Regions from separate parts of the Homo sapiens genome. Here region 2 is linked to region 1. Evidence: chromatin contacts called from ENCODE Hi-C or POLR2A ChIA-PET data. All regions are on one chromosome and are shown on one strand. The core of a region is the stretch at or near the end of the contact, and the rest is flanking DNA. Distances in the headings are between cores, read along the strand shown. Region 1 overlaps RBM20 (RNA binding motif protein 20). Region 2 overlaps RBM20 (RNA binding motif protein 20).

Region 1 (6,915 bases), core at 2,754-5,253:
TGGGGCTACCTTGGGTGGGGAGGCCAAAAGGGAATTAGGGACCACTAGCCTAGCCCCCTGCTATCTGACTGTGTGCGTCTTCACCCATCTCAGCTTCACTTACTTTGGAAGGTTAAGGTGCAGCCAGTCATAATACTGAAAAGCATAAAACAAGGGAAAAACTAACCAAACCAACCAACCTATGGCCATTTTGTGATGCGTAAAGTCTCCCCTAATTGGCACATATTTTTCTAGGGGGCTCCAATTTAGAAGCAGCGACTTGGGTTGAAGGGGAGACACTGGATTATAGGGGAGACCTTGTCATTCAAGCAGAAATTGCGAATGGCCCCAACATACCAAGGGAGACTTGGGACAACAGGTGGAGGGAGGGAGAGGAAAAAAAAAACTGAACAAGTGTCGTTCCTGCCCAGAGAGTTTGCGATGAGTGATGAGAGTGCCAGAGAAACCTTTTAGAAACCCTCTTAAATTCCCTCTTTGAAATCTTTTTCATGTCTGCTCTTTGAGGACTGTGAAGAGAGGGGAGGGTAGAGGCAGAGTTGATCCCAACTCTTAAGATTCTTTGGCCTAATGTTTCACTTGAAGGCAGAGACTGACGAAGTTCTTTTTTGAACTTCTTAGGACAGTTCCCTGTGGTTACTTTTTTAGTATAACAATTAAAAAAAAAAAAACCAAAAAACCTACTGATCATTTTAAGTCCTGGCCCTTGCTTTGTTTTGTTTGAAAAGTGACTTTTAAAATGGTGACTTTTATGGAAAACATATTTACAGTTTGTTAAAGTTGTGTCATTTCTCTTTGCATGTTTACATGTATGTGTATTTAACTTAGTTGTCTTGAACCTCATAAAGGTGTTGTGGTTTTTAAGCAGAGGAAAATCTTCCTTCGTTTTTTCTGGAATAGCAGCAAAGCCATGATGGAGAATAAGCAGAAGATTAATTTAAAATACTGGTTACTTTGGCTAATCCACTGACGGTGAGCTTGCTTATGGCTGGAGAACTATGAAAGTGTTTCCAGATAGCCTGAGAGGGAAGCACTGGGAAGGAGTGTGGCAAGTCTGTATGCGTGTGGCGGGGTAGGGGGGACAGGGTTGTCTTTTGGGGAATAGGAATGATATTTAAACGACCAGCTCCTCCATGTATTATTTGGATTTTCTGTTAAAAGCAATAAACTTGAAGTAAGACGTGTTTACAGGCCACTACAATCTATCTGAAAAGCCTCTTATGGTTTTTTGCCTCCCATTCAAAAACCACTTACGTGATTGTATGTGCCTTTCAACAAAACTTTGGATTCAATTACAACACTTGTAGGCTCAGAAGATTGCTTTCAAATCTGAAAACTTTGCACCTTCACTTGGTTACAGTACTTTTTAAAAAATGGAGATACGGTCTTGCTGTGTTGCTCAGACTGGTGTCCAAACCCTGGGCTCAAGCGGTCCTCCAGCTTTGGCCTCCCAAAGTGTTGGGATTACAGGCATGAGCCACTGTATCTGGCCTGGTTGTAGTACATTTCAAGGGACTGGCTTTCCCAGCCAAACTGACATTTTTGGGTCTGTCCAGTTAGTAAAAGGTAGGGATTGGGGTGGCAAGAGTTGTACATTGACACAGTTCTTAAGCACACAGTGACTAAAAGGTACTCTACTGGCTTTTGGAGAAGGCTTAGAACTTGGTCAATCGACAAACTCCTGATTAAAGGTTGCTGAATTAAAAATAATATGCCATTTCTTTGAAACCATTCGATTTCACCCTATTTAGTTGTTCCAGAAATGTTTGCTTTGGTTTTAACCATGACCCAACTTTATTTAGTAAGTCTAATAATTCATCTCTTTGAAACCTTTTAGTTTCCACCTTATTTTTTTTTTGAAGAGTGATTTTTTTAGATGGTGATTTTTGTGTGAAATAATATTTACAGTTTGTTAAAGTGGTATCATCTCTCTTTGCACGTTTACATGAATGTGTATTCAATGCATGTTGTCTTGAGTTGAGAATTTTTGTCTTGATTTTTCCTTGCTTCAACTTGATTTCCTAGGGAGTCTAAAAGTTTCACACCTTGGAGTTTTAGAGTAGATTCAAGAAATGATCTAGCTCACTCTTGTCTCTTTCCCAGGGACTGTTGGTTGATATCTGGCACAGACAGATAGGAAGTGAAGAATGTGGCACATCCTTAGACTGCCCGTTGGTGAGATCTGAAACTAAGTTTCTCATGACTGGACTGTATTTCTTTAGCTGCTGGGTGTGAAAAGCCCCAGACATTGGCTTCTGCTTCTTTCACCATCATTATGATTTGTGGGCATTGATGCTAGGCCTGGAATCCCTGCAGCATTCATCTCTGCTGGGGTTCTCTAATACAGCGGCTGAGAACGGTGCTAATTCCAGCTGCCAGCATGATCCTCCTTCCCTGGCAAGAGGGAGCCCCGCTCAGAGAACATTTAAATACCGTAGAACCATCCCTGTTACAGGTTTCCTTTGGGATGCTCTTGACGCAGGAAATATGGCTTATTCTCATAAATACTTTGAGATGTACTTCAGTTTCTCCAAACTTTATGCATAACAACACGACTGTAACAACAAAAAGGGAAATTCTTGAAAGAAAAAATATTAGCAGTAATCTCTTTGTCAGATTGTTATTTTTCTCTTTTGTGTTCCTTCCTTTTATTTTTGGTCATGTGCATATATTTTAAAGTATCACACATGGTTTTACATTCTATTTTCCTGTTAACATTATGATGTAAAAAGACTTTTCTTGCAGTTGCATCCTCTTCATAATTTAATTTTTCATGATGGCATTGGCGCTGCCAAAGAAAGTCACTTTCCCATGCCAGGAGAAAAGACCATCTCTCCTGTGGCTGCCTCGAAGCCCCCAGGCCTAGAAACGTCTCCAATCAGGAAACAGAAGCCTCCAGTGGATCATCTTCAGGGATCGCTGGAGAACCACGTGGGCATGTACACATACCTCCTCACTGAGCTGACTTACCCAAAGTTATTATTCACCTACTGATGGACAATGATGGTTCTAGTTTTTCTGTCTTATCAATACTATAGTAATGGCTTTCTTCATGCATGTCATTTTGGAATATTTTCTCAGAATGGGATTATTATTTCTAAGCGTATGAATATTTTTATTGCTTTTGATATATTAGCCACATTGCTTTACAATAAAGTTGTACCTGTTTAAAAAGTTAGCAGTAACATAGGAGGATATTGGTCTCACAATAACTAAGCGGAACCACTCTGCCCAGCTTTGAATTCCAGCTTGACACTTGGCATTTACCAGCTGTGTGAACTTCTGCAAAGTATTTAACCTACCTGTGCCTCAGTTACTGCCTCTTTAAAGTGGGAGTGACACAGTACCCACCTCATAGGTCTATTATTGGGAATGAGTATTTGTATATTGCTCAGAACAGTGTCTACCAAAGTATTATGCATTGTGCGCTCGTGAAACAAACACCTCTCCAGCTCAAGATTTTTTTTAAAAAACTAATTTAATAGAAGTAAAATGACACTGTTTAAGATATATATATATATGTATATATATCGACATGCTTATTAACCGTATTTACAAGAAACACTCCCTTTAAATCTCTTTATTGGTAAAGATATCTTTTAAAATGTTAATTTACAGAAGAGATCCATTCTGGTGTGATTATTGATATTATGTAGGAATTCTTTTTCAGCTTTTACAGAGTTGCTATCCCTTTAGGGTGGAGTCTCATCACCAAAATATCACCTGGGACCCGAGGTGCTGAGGCTCATAATCAGCCACTTAGCTCTGAAGACTTCAAATTCACCCCAGAGGGACAAACTTAGGGGGTATTTTAGGGCCCTATTAGGGACTCTTCTTCCTATCTTGTCCGATGACGGCTCTCGGAGGCTCCTGGTTTTGATGTCTGGCATTGCTTTTACCCGGTGGGCTTCAGGGAGCCGTCCCTGCCGCGCTTTGCGTTTCTCCGCGCACTTGGACAGGGTTCTGCCACGAGGGAGGCGATGCCTGGCGCCGCGGGTGGGGGCAGTGGTGAGACTTCGGCCCCTGGTGGCCGGAGAGGTCGCAGCACTTGTCAGTTTATGGCTCCCTCGGCTTTCCCCTTCTTAATCCGCTTTCTGCTGAGCTCTCCGAATAATTCAACCCTCGTGTTTGAAAACTAGAAGCCTGAGAGGTCTCAGCGAGACAGTCAAAGGGGAGGCTCCCCTCGCCGAGTGTCACCCGGGACCCTGCGTCCCCGCTCTGCAGAGACCTTCTCTCCGGGCTGCTGCCGTCCTCCCTCGCCCGGCGGAGCTTCCGTGATCGTCAGCCAAAGCCCCCGGGGCGGTGCGCCGCAGGCGGTCTTCCCGGGTGTTCGCGGAAGCTGCGCGCTCGCGCCCCCACGGTTCTCCAGCGACCCCTGAAGATGCTTCCGTCCGCGGATAGGGGACGTTTCAGACCTGGGGTGGGCACAGCGGTCCCCGGTGAGATGGTCTTTTCTCCTGGAGTGGGAAGGCAACTTTCTTTTGGAGTGCCAGTGCCCCCAGAGTGCTAGGTTGTACCGTGGACTTGTACTTGAGTTTTTCAAATAAAGCTTGACACATACTTAGTATAGAGCAGTAGAAAGCAGGGAGGAAAAACTCGTCATGGGTCCACTATCTAAAATCAACTGATATTTGGAATAGTTCCTTTGCTTTTTTGTCTATACATACGTTAGATTTATTTTTTCTAGTTTTTAATTGTACTATGAAGCTCAACTTTGAACTTTGCATTTTTTCTCTTATTATTATTTTACAAACATACATACTGGCTGCATAATATTCTGTCATGCCATATACAGCCACTCTACTTTTGAATATTTAGGTGTTTTTTTATTTTCATTAAAAAATTCTGCAGTAAACATCTTTCTGGCTAAAACTTGTTTCCGTATTAGGTTATAGTCTCATTATCATAGGGCAGAGTGAGAATGTTTTTAAGGTTCTTGATACATATTCCTGAATGGCTTTTCTTTCTTTTTTCTTTTTTCTTTTTTTTTCCTTTTTTCTGAGACGGAGTCTTGTTCTGTTGCCCAGGCTGGAGTACCATGGTGCAATCTCAGCTCACAGCAACCTCTGCTTCTTGGGTTCGAGCAATTCTCCTGCCTCAGCTTCCCAAGTAGCTGGGATTACAGGCACACACCACCATGCCTGGCTAATTTTTTTATTTTTAGTAGAGACAGGGTTTCACTATGTTGGCCAGGCTGGTCTCAAACTCCTGACCTCGTGATCCACCCAGCTCGGCCTCCCAAAGTGCTGGGATCACAGGCGTGAGCCACCATGCCCAGCATCCAAATGGCTTTTCAAAAAATTTGTATAAATGTTTACTCCTGCTAGCTGTGCTTAAGTGTTTATTTCCGGCCAGCCTCACCAGCACCAGGAATTATGAGAATACTCTTAAGATAATGTCACTAAGGCCACAGGCGAGGAGAGCTTAGAAGGTACTGGCTGCTGAAGTCTGTGTGATCTGAAACCTAGATGTATATTCTGCAATCTGCTTGTTTCCAACTCCCCACATTCTGAGGACAGTGGCCTATATTGAAACTGGAGGAATGAGGTTTACTTGTGTTTCAGGGATTGAAGTGGTACTAGAGGTTGTGTTGGATTGCTAAGTTCAGAGAGCCATCAGAAATTGTTATGAGCTTGAGTCACATAAAAATGGAATATCCTTTACTGTGGGTGGCATAGCTTTTTAGGGTTGGCTTCCTAAACATTTTGGGGAGAATGAATCTACCAGCAGAGAAGCTTTCCTTTGGCAGTCTGAGGGTGTATCTTCCTGAGGCAAGGCCAGACTTGAGGATATTCTAATCCTCCTTCCTGCATTTTTATATTGCAATTTCTTGCCAAACTTGCTGCCTGAAGAGAGACGATATCTCTTTAAGGGTGCATTTTAGTTCATTTGTGTGTCAGGTGGGTGGGAAGTAATATAAAACTCATTTATGGCTACTCAGTCTGCAAACATATTGGAAGGAAGGGCTGGGCTTTAATATCTGTGTAGGATGGAAGTCATTTTTGAGTTATAGTCAATTCTTATGTTCTGTAAAATCCATTAGAAAACCTGTACCCGTATCAGTTCACATATTCTGCACCTGGCTCTCCTGTTCATGGGGAATTGCTTACAACAGGGAACTCTTAAAACCAAGACTGCTGTTTTTGCCCCACTACTTTCAGGTTAGAGCAGGATTCCAGTGTCCTGAAGTTTAAACACATTCTGAGCATCCTCTGAGAATCATTCCCAATTCCAAGCCCATTTCCAGACGATGAGCAGACTTGAATTACATAACCTGTAGCTGCACATTTTTGTCGTGACCACGCAAGCTCAATAATGTCTCCCAAGTCTTGTAGATCACTTTGAAGCTCACTGGATTAATGGTGTTGAATCTGTTTAATCCAAATAATTTGAATTGCATCAGGAAACCTGCATATTAACAAGCTGGTAATAAGTGCAGGCGTTAAGATTGATCACTGCTTAAGTCTTCAAGATCACATACAAGGTCTGGTGTTTTTGAGGCTGTCGATGTACTATATTTTTTAGATTCTTTCTTGATTTCATTCTGCACTCTTGACATTTAAAATAATTTAAATCAATAACTTCAGAATTCTCCCACCGGAGGATATGCCTATTTGATGTGATTGTGTGTCTGTGTGTGTGCACACACTAGCTCTGTATTATTGCCTATGGAGGACATAGAAATATATCATATACTGTCCTCAAGGAGCTTGCAACCAAGTTGTGGGGATAAGGCAAACAAAGTCAAAATATCTAATACACGTTCCAAGGCAGGATGCAATTCTGTATCCATGGTACATTGCTGATTGCTGATGATGCTCTAAATGCTGACTCTAAATGGTGGACTGCAATTTGTCTGGAAGAAGAACAATGGATCATCTGTGTTTGGGGGAGACTTCATGGAGGTGGGATTTGGGG
Region 2 (6,915 bases), core at 1,492-3,991, 130 kb after region 1:
TCTCGAGGCAAACCATTGCAGCATGGCAAGAAAAGTGCTCTTGAGGTAAATACAAAGTGCAAAGAGACGCCTGAGACTACCTGGGAGCCAAGGAAAGTTTTCCAGAAGAAGATGTTCACAGGGGAACTTTTAAAGGAGGAAGTCAGAAGGGAAAGGTGCTGAGAGTTCCAGGCATAAACCCTTGAATACAACCTTCTCTCCCTATACAGACCTTCAGTAACATTTTCTTCTTCTGTCACCCCCTTGATCTCTTGTTCTCTTCTCTCTCCTTCATATTTACGTCTTAAGCCTCATAGAAGTCCTTCTAAGCAGCCCTTGGCTGAATTGGCCACTGTCAGAACTCAGGGATGCATTCAAATAGTTCCAAACCAGGGTTTGCTTTTGTTTTAGCTGATCTACGTTTCTTTCTTTTCTTTCCTTCTTTTTTGTTTTATTGTGAAGTATAACAGAACACACAGAAAAATGGCTGATTATATATTGTATGGTTTAAAAAGTAATAATGGGTGAGATCTCACAAATCCCGTAAAACCACCACCAAAGTCAAGAAATAGAATATGGACAGCATCCAGAAGCTCCCGTGAGTCCCTCCTCCTGTTCAACCCCTCCCTCTCTACTCTCCTGACTTCAATGATAATCATATCTGTGCTTTTCCTTATAGTTCTATCACCTGTATATGCCTCCCTAAACATTATGGTTTAGTTTTGCCTGTTTTTGAACTTTATATAAATGGAATTATGCTGTGTTCTTACAGATCTTGCTTCTTTCATTCAACATGATGCCATCCATGTTGTTGGGCATGTCTATTTATTTTCATTGTTATATACATTTCCATTGTATGGCTATACAGTTTATCCATTCTACTGTTGATGGACATTTGAGTTGTTTTAGGGACAAGGCTAATCTGAACCTTCTCAAACATGTCATCCTGGTATATATGCACTTGAGCATATAACTAGAGGTACATACATAACTAAGATTGAGATAGCTGCATCATAAGGCATGCTTACCTCAACTTTCCTAGATGATAGCAAGCTCTTTCCAAAATTAGTTGTCTCAAATTTATACTCCTACTAGTAGTGTATTAGAGTTTTCGGCCGGGCGTGGTGGCTCACCCCTGTAATCCCAGCACTTTGGGAGACCAAGGTGGGTGGATCACGAGGTCAGGGGTTCAAGAGCAGCCTGGCCAACATGGTGAAACCCCGTCTCTACTAAAAATACAAAAATTAGCCAGGCGTGGTGGCAGGCGCCTGTAATCTCAGCTACTCGGGAGGCTGAGGCAGGAGAATCGCTTTAACCTGGGAGGCAGAGGTTGCAGTGAGCCAAGATTGTGCCACTGCACTCTAGCCTGGGCAACAAAAGTGAAACTCCGTCTCAAAAAAAAAAAAAAAGTTTTCAATGGTCCACATTCTTGCTAACACATTGTCTTGTCCAACTTTTAAATTTTTGCCTGTCGTGGGAGAGTATCATGGTTTATCACAGTTTTGTTTTGTTTTGTTTTTGAGACGGAGTCTTGCTCTGTCACCAGGCTGGAGCGCAGTGGTGCAATTTTGGCTCACTGCAATCTCCACCTCCCAGGTTCAAGCAATTCTCCTTCCCCACCTCCCGAGTAGCTGGGACTACAGGCACACACCACCATGCCTGGCTACTTTTTTTTTTTTTTTTTTTGTATTTTAATAGAGACAGGGTTTCGCCATATTGGCCAGGATGGTCTCAATATCCTGACCTTATGATCTGCCCGCCTCAGCCTCCCAAAGTGCTGGGATTACAAGCGTGAACCACCGTGCCTGGCCAGTTTATCACAGTTTTATATTTTATTCCCCTAATTGCGCATGGAGATTGAGCACTTTTTCATCTGTTTGTTGGCTGTTCCATCTGGATCTTCTCTGATGGGCTGTTTCTTTTCAGGTCATCTGCCCATGCTTTTCTTTTGCATTGTGTCTTCTTATTGGTTTGCAGGAGTTCTCTTAACTGGAGCACGTAGTCTATTTGGATTTCTTGTAATTAATGCTGTATTAGTGTTTGAATCTACCCTCTTATTTTGTGCTTTCTACTGTTCCATTTAATAGGGATTTTCCCGTTCACTTTAGCTCATTCCACATTGACTTAGGGTCCATTTTGTCTAAGACCCACAGGCCTTAATCCACCTTCAAGGTTGAAGTTAGAAGACAAAGGCTTAGTGGATGTTTCTGGCTAGGACTGGCATTCTGACAAGTCTCCATATGTAGATGGGCACTGTGTCAACCAGCTTCCAGAGTCCTGAATCTGCTTTGCTTGCATCATTGCCTCTGAAATTCCTTTACTAACAGTTCTCCTTCAGGCAGAACCTGGCTTTTTTTTTTTTTTTTTTCCTAATAAAAGTATATTGCTTCTTTCAGACAAGTAAGCATCCCACCCCATTCTATATCCAACCAAAGTTCCTGGTCTCCTGGATTCTTCCCTGGGGGCTGGAATTGAATTTCTACACTAAGTTCCCAGTAGAGCTTTGGTCTCCAAATGAGATGTTGTCATAAGTTTCTAATTAGGATTAACGGCAGTAATTGGCTTCTTAAATTAAAGTACCAAAGCATAGCAATACCTTCCTGAGGGAGATAGTTTGGGGTGGTGCAAAAAACATGGGTTAAAGAGGTCAGATGGTCGAGTTTTGCTTTCAGCAAATGTGCACTGAGTGCTCACCGTGGGTGGAACTGGGCCAGGTGCCATGGAGGGAGAAGTAGCAAGCTGGCGAGGAGCTCAGTCTGGTGGGAGAAAAAGCAAATAAACAAAGAACCACTGACAACCATGTGACCTATCCTAGATTGGAAGATGGTGATGTCAGCCTGGGCTCTACCGCTTCCTGCTTTAGTGAGCTTAGAAAAGTTGCTTAACCTCTGTGAACCTCAGTTTACAGATCAGGAAAGGACTATACTTTGAGTTATTTGGCTTTAAGTATTTTTTTTCATACATTATCTTTTCAGTCTCGTAATCACTGTACCCTGTGAAGTGTGTAGGGTGTATAATAGCAGTAATTATAAGAGTACAACAATAACAATAATGTATACCTTTAATTGAGTCCCGGTACTCTGGGGCAAAGAAGTTTACATACATTATTTAATCCTGACATCAGTCCTGTTAGACAGGTATTATTATCTCAGTTTTACAGATGAGGAATCTGAAGCTAATAGAAATTCAGGAACTTGCCCAGGATTGTACTTAGCTACTGGAAGAGCTATGATTAAAACTTAGTGCTGTTTTGGTTTTGCACTAAAGCTGCATTGTTATAGTGTGTTATCATGATCTCTGTTGTCTATGTGAAAAAAACCTGAGAAATCAGGTAATTTGCTTATAGTCACCCAGCCAAGAAGCCGCAGAGATAGTATTCTAACAGAGCTTCTCAAGCTTCAGTGTGCATACAGATCACTTGGTGATGTTGTGAAAACTCACTTTGATTCAGCATATCTAGGGTAGTGCTGTTATTGCGTATTTCTAACGAGGTCCCAGGAGATGCTGCTGCTGGTGGTCCTCGGAGAACACTTTGAATAGAAAGGGCGCAGAACACATTATTTTCTGATCTTTAGCAGGGCTTTTCTGCTCCCCAAGCTGCCATATTCCCTCTTAAGGCATTGTGAAGGTCGCATGGAATAACAGATGTGAAAACAACTTAATGTATGTCTCAACTACATAGTAATGCATGCTTTATGGTCCCTATGTTGATATGAATCAGCTGCCACTCTGTCTGCACGTAACAGAAATTCATCTCCATTAAGCCTGTTGGCTTAAGCAAAAAAAAAAAAAAAAAAAAAAAAAAAGAATTTATGGATGCATGTAAATGAAACGTCCAGGAGTAGATCTGGCTGCAGGTGCGGCTGGATTCAGGACCCAGAGACCCTCATTAGGACTTGGTTTCTCTCCACGCTGCCTTCTGCTCTTTTGGCTTTGTTTACTGGGGGCTCCCTGGGATGGGCCGTAGCAGCCCAGGCTCTCTCCTCTAGGTGGCATGATGGCTACAGTGACCTCAGCAGCTCTTTCTCCCCCTTCCCTTTCCTTCAACAAGAGAAAGCCAGAGTTTTTTCCTAGAAGCTCCCACAAAAGTCCTGAGACTTTTGAGAGAGAGTCGCTCTGACTGGACTAGCTTAGCACAGGTGCACATTCCTGAATTGATCTCTGGCCAGGGCTAGGCCATGCTGTGATTGGCTGGACCTGTGTCATCTGCTACATCCTCAGAGCTGGGACAGAGACCCACCTAGAGCTCTGGAGCAAGATGAGGGAGGAACAGCTGCTATCAGGAGGAGGGAGAGTGGCTACCGGGAAGGTAGAGGGCAAACACTGTATCCATGTGTGTCTCTGGGCCAAAGGGGCTGCATATGAGGTCCCACCAGGGTTTGCAGAGGTGGGGAGAAATTCTGATTGCTCTTTCTCCTCTAACTTTATCTTTTGCTCACCAGGTAAAGTATAGGGAGAGAAGGGAGAGATTTTAAGGTATTTTTCATTTCCTCTCTTGAATATTTCTTCATGCACATATCTTATCTCCCCATATACTTCCTGTGGCAAGGGAGTTCCTCAGCTTATTTGAGGCAGAACCTTTCACATGATAGATGTTTAATAAATATGCAAAATGAATAAGAAAGAGAAAATCTGAAGGAACAACAAAAAGTGAGTAGCCTTCTTCCTGCAGACCTGGACAAGATGATTGGAATATATTCTGGGTTGTTCTATGGAAACTTCGTCAATAAGTATGGAATCATAATCTCTCTGATGCAGAAGTGAACTTGGAATAATTTAAACCAGTGTCTCCCAGTCACTTCATCAGAGGGTCATCAGGGGATTTTTTGTGGGGGGAGTCCTCTTGCCCAGAGATTCTCTTCAATAGGCTTCGGGTGGGAATGAGACTCCCAGGTGCTTTTGAGGGCAGAGGGTCTGGTTTCAGAGCCATTGGTCTTGCCAGCCTCCTCGCTACAGAGAGGGCTTCTGGCCCTGGGAAGCAGTCTTGTGAATGGTCCATGGTGCTCTCAGTTGGGAAGATGATTGAGAGTCTTCTCTATGTGCTGATAGTTACAAAGCAATACAAGACATGGTTCTCAGTTGGGAAGAGTTCACTCTCCAACTGGGAGACAAATTATTCTTGTGCAAAATTACACAAGATTTAAACATGAGTGCATAAGTACAGGAGCTACCAGAAGTTCCATGGCAAAAGGCAGTGTGACTGAGGGGTGTGAAAAAGGGAAGAGATTCCTAAACAAGGCCTTGAAGAAGGGGAGAATTAGCTAAAGAGAGACAGAGCTTCCAGGCAGGAGTCGGGTGAGTGATGATGTCGAGCCTAGAAAGCCTGGTAATGTTGAAACAGTCAGGGCTGCCTTGACAGGATCTGGCTCAGATGAGTTCTGGGCTCATCTAGAAGGTTTCAGTGTCTTCCCAGGACTCTTGAAGTGTGTAAAACAGGTGTGGAGTTGTCAGAGGGCATGAAACTTTCCAGCAGCTCCCTTCATGTTGGCCAAGCACTCTGTGACTTTTACGGGTGTAGCCTGCCATGCCCTGAGGCTTTTGGTGGATGCCAGATGGGCCTCATTAACCCACCTTCACTGGTGGAGAAAGTGAGTTTCCCATCGGCAATAAGCCTTGACCCAGGGTGACCTAGCCAGGTGCGGGCAGGGCTGGGGCTGCTCTTCCTGGGTTGAGATTCCTAGTGGTGGTGCCTCCCTCTTAATATGCCAGCACTTTTCTAGGACTGCATGGGGCTTGGAATCTCACCCTTGTCTTAAAAGCAGCAAGATGTGTTAACTCTGAGCACTGTAGTTGGTCCCTTGTGGGGCTGTTGAGCGGAATCATTGTCATCACAGAATGGATGTAAAGATAACAATGTCTGACGTTTGCTTCAAAATAATATAGGGGGTGGGGAAGGAGGGTGGTGAGTACAGATGTGTATTAGTCCGTTCTCACACTGCTTTAAAGAACTGCCTGAGGCCAGGCCGTGGTGGCTCACGCCTGTAATCCCAGCACTTTGGGAGGCCGAGGTGGGCGGATCACTTGAGGTCAGGGGTTCAAGAGCAGCCTGACCAACATGGTGAAACCTAAACTAAAAATACAAAAATTAGCCAGGTGTGGTGGCGGGCACCTGTAATCCCAGATGCTTGGGAAGCTGAGGCAGGAGAATCGCTTGAACCCAGAAGGCAGAGGTTGCAGTGAGCCAAGGTCGCACCACTGCACTCCAGCCTGGGACACAGTGTGAGACTCCGTCTCAAAAAAAAAAAAAAGAACTACCTGAAACTGGGTAATTTATAAAGAAAAGAGCTTTAATTGGCTCATGGTTCCACAGGCTGCATAGGAAACATGGCTGTGGAGGCCTCAGAAAACTTACAGTCGTGGCAGAAGGCAAAGGGGAAGCAGACATGTCTTTCATGGCCAGAGCAGGAGTTAGAGTGGGAGCAGGGAGGTGCTACACACTTTTAAACAGCCAGATCTCGTGAGAACTCTGTCACGAGAGTAGTACTGGGGGATGGTGCTAAACCATTAAAAACCACCCACATGATCCAGTCACCTCCCACCAGGCCCCACCTTCAACATCTGGGATTACAATTGAACATGAGATTTGGGTGGGGACACAGAACCAAACCATATCAAAATGCAACAAGATTAGTCATCATTGTTGGCTGAAGATGGGTAATGGATTCTTCGGGGTTCAGTAAACCATTCTCTCTACTTTTGTGTATGTTTGAAATTTTCTACAATGAAAAGGTAACCAAAATTTTATCATAGACCTACTCTTTTCTCTCCCATTTCAATTTTTCTGGGGTGATTACAGCTTTGTTTCACCTGCCTTCTTTATGCCTTTACCCACAGAATACAGAAGCTGGCCAAAGAGGAAGGTGGAGAGAATTTTCTTAGGGCTTTCCGAAGTCAATTCTCTTATTTGAAAATCTTTGGCTACTTCTGTCCCCTTTT

The links. A loop is a pair of places that touch in the nucleus more often than their neighbours do. ChIA-PET counts read pairs that join two places held with the same protein, here RNA polymerase II (POLR2A). Pooled maps may share reads with other maps.
Region 2: a loop to region 1 is called in a pooled map, with 9 times the contacts of the local background. The contact joins two enhancer-like sites. A Hi-C loop is called at or near these places in 1 of 37 single-sample maps with no recorded cell type and 4 of 50 pooled maps. POLR2A ChIA-PET finds 5 or more read pairs at or near these places in 4 of 52 experiments (BJ, OCI-LY7, WTC11 and 1 more).

The regions. Positions count from the first base shown.
Region 1 is chr10:110,668,233-110,675,147 of GRCh38, forward strand. The region is part of intron 1 of RBM20 (RNA binding motif protein 20); the gene reads left to right. Among named protein-coding and RNA genes, the nearest start is that of RBM20, 27 kb to the left of the region's middle. RefSeq lists an enhancer at 4,274-4,563. Within about 2 kb of position 4,004, at least 25 of the 41 ENCODE cell types and tissues checked have a DNase peak (open chromatin) inside an H3K27ac peak, as active enhancers do; they include OCI-LY7, where a contact is called at or near this core.
Region 2 is chr10:110,800,055-110,806,969 of GRCh38, forward strand. The region is part of intron 7 of RBM20 (RNA binding motif protein 20); the gene reads left to right. Among named protein-coding and RNA genes, the nearest start is that of PDCD4-AS1, 67 kb to the right of the region's middle. Within about 2 kb of position 2,742, at least 22 of the 41 ENCODE cell types and tissues checked have a DNase peak (open chromatin) inside an H3K27ac peak, as active enhancers do; they include OCI-LY7, where a contact is called at or near this core.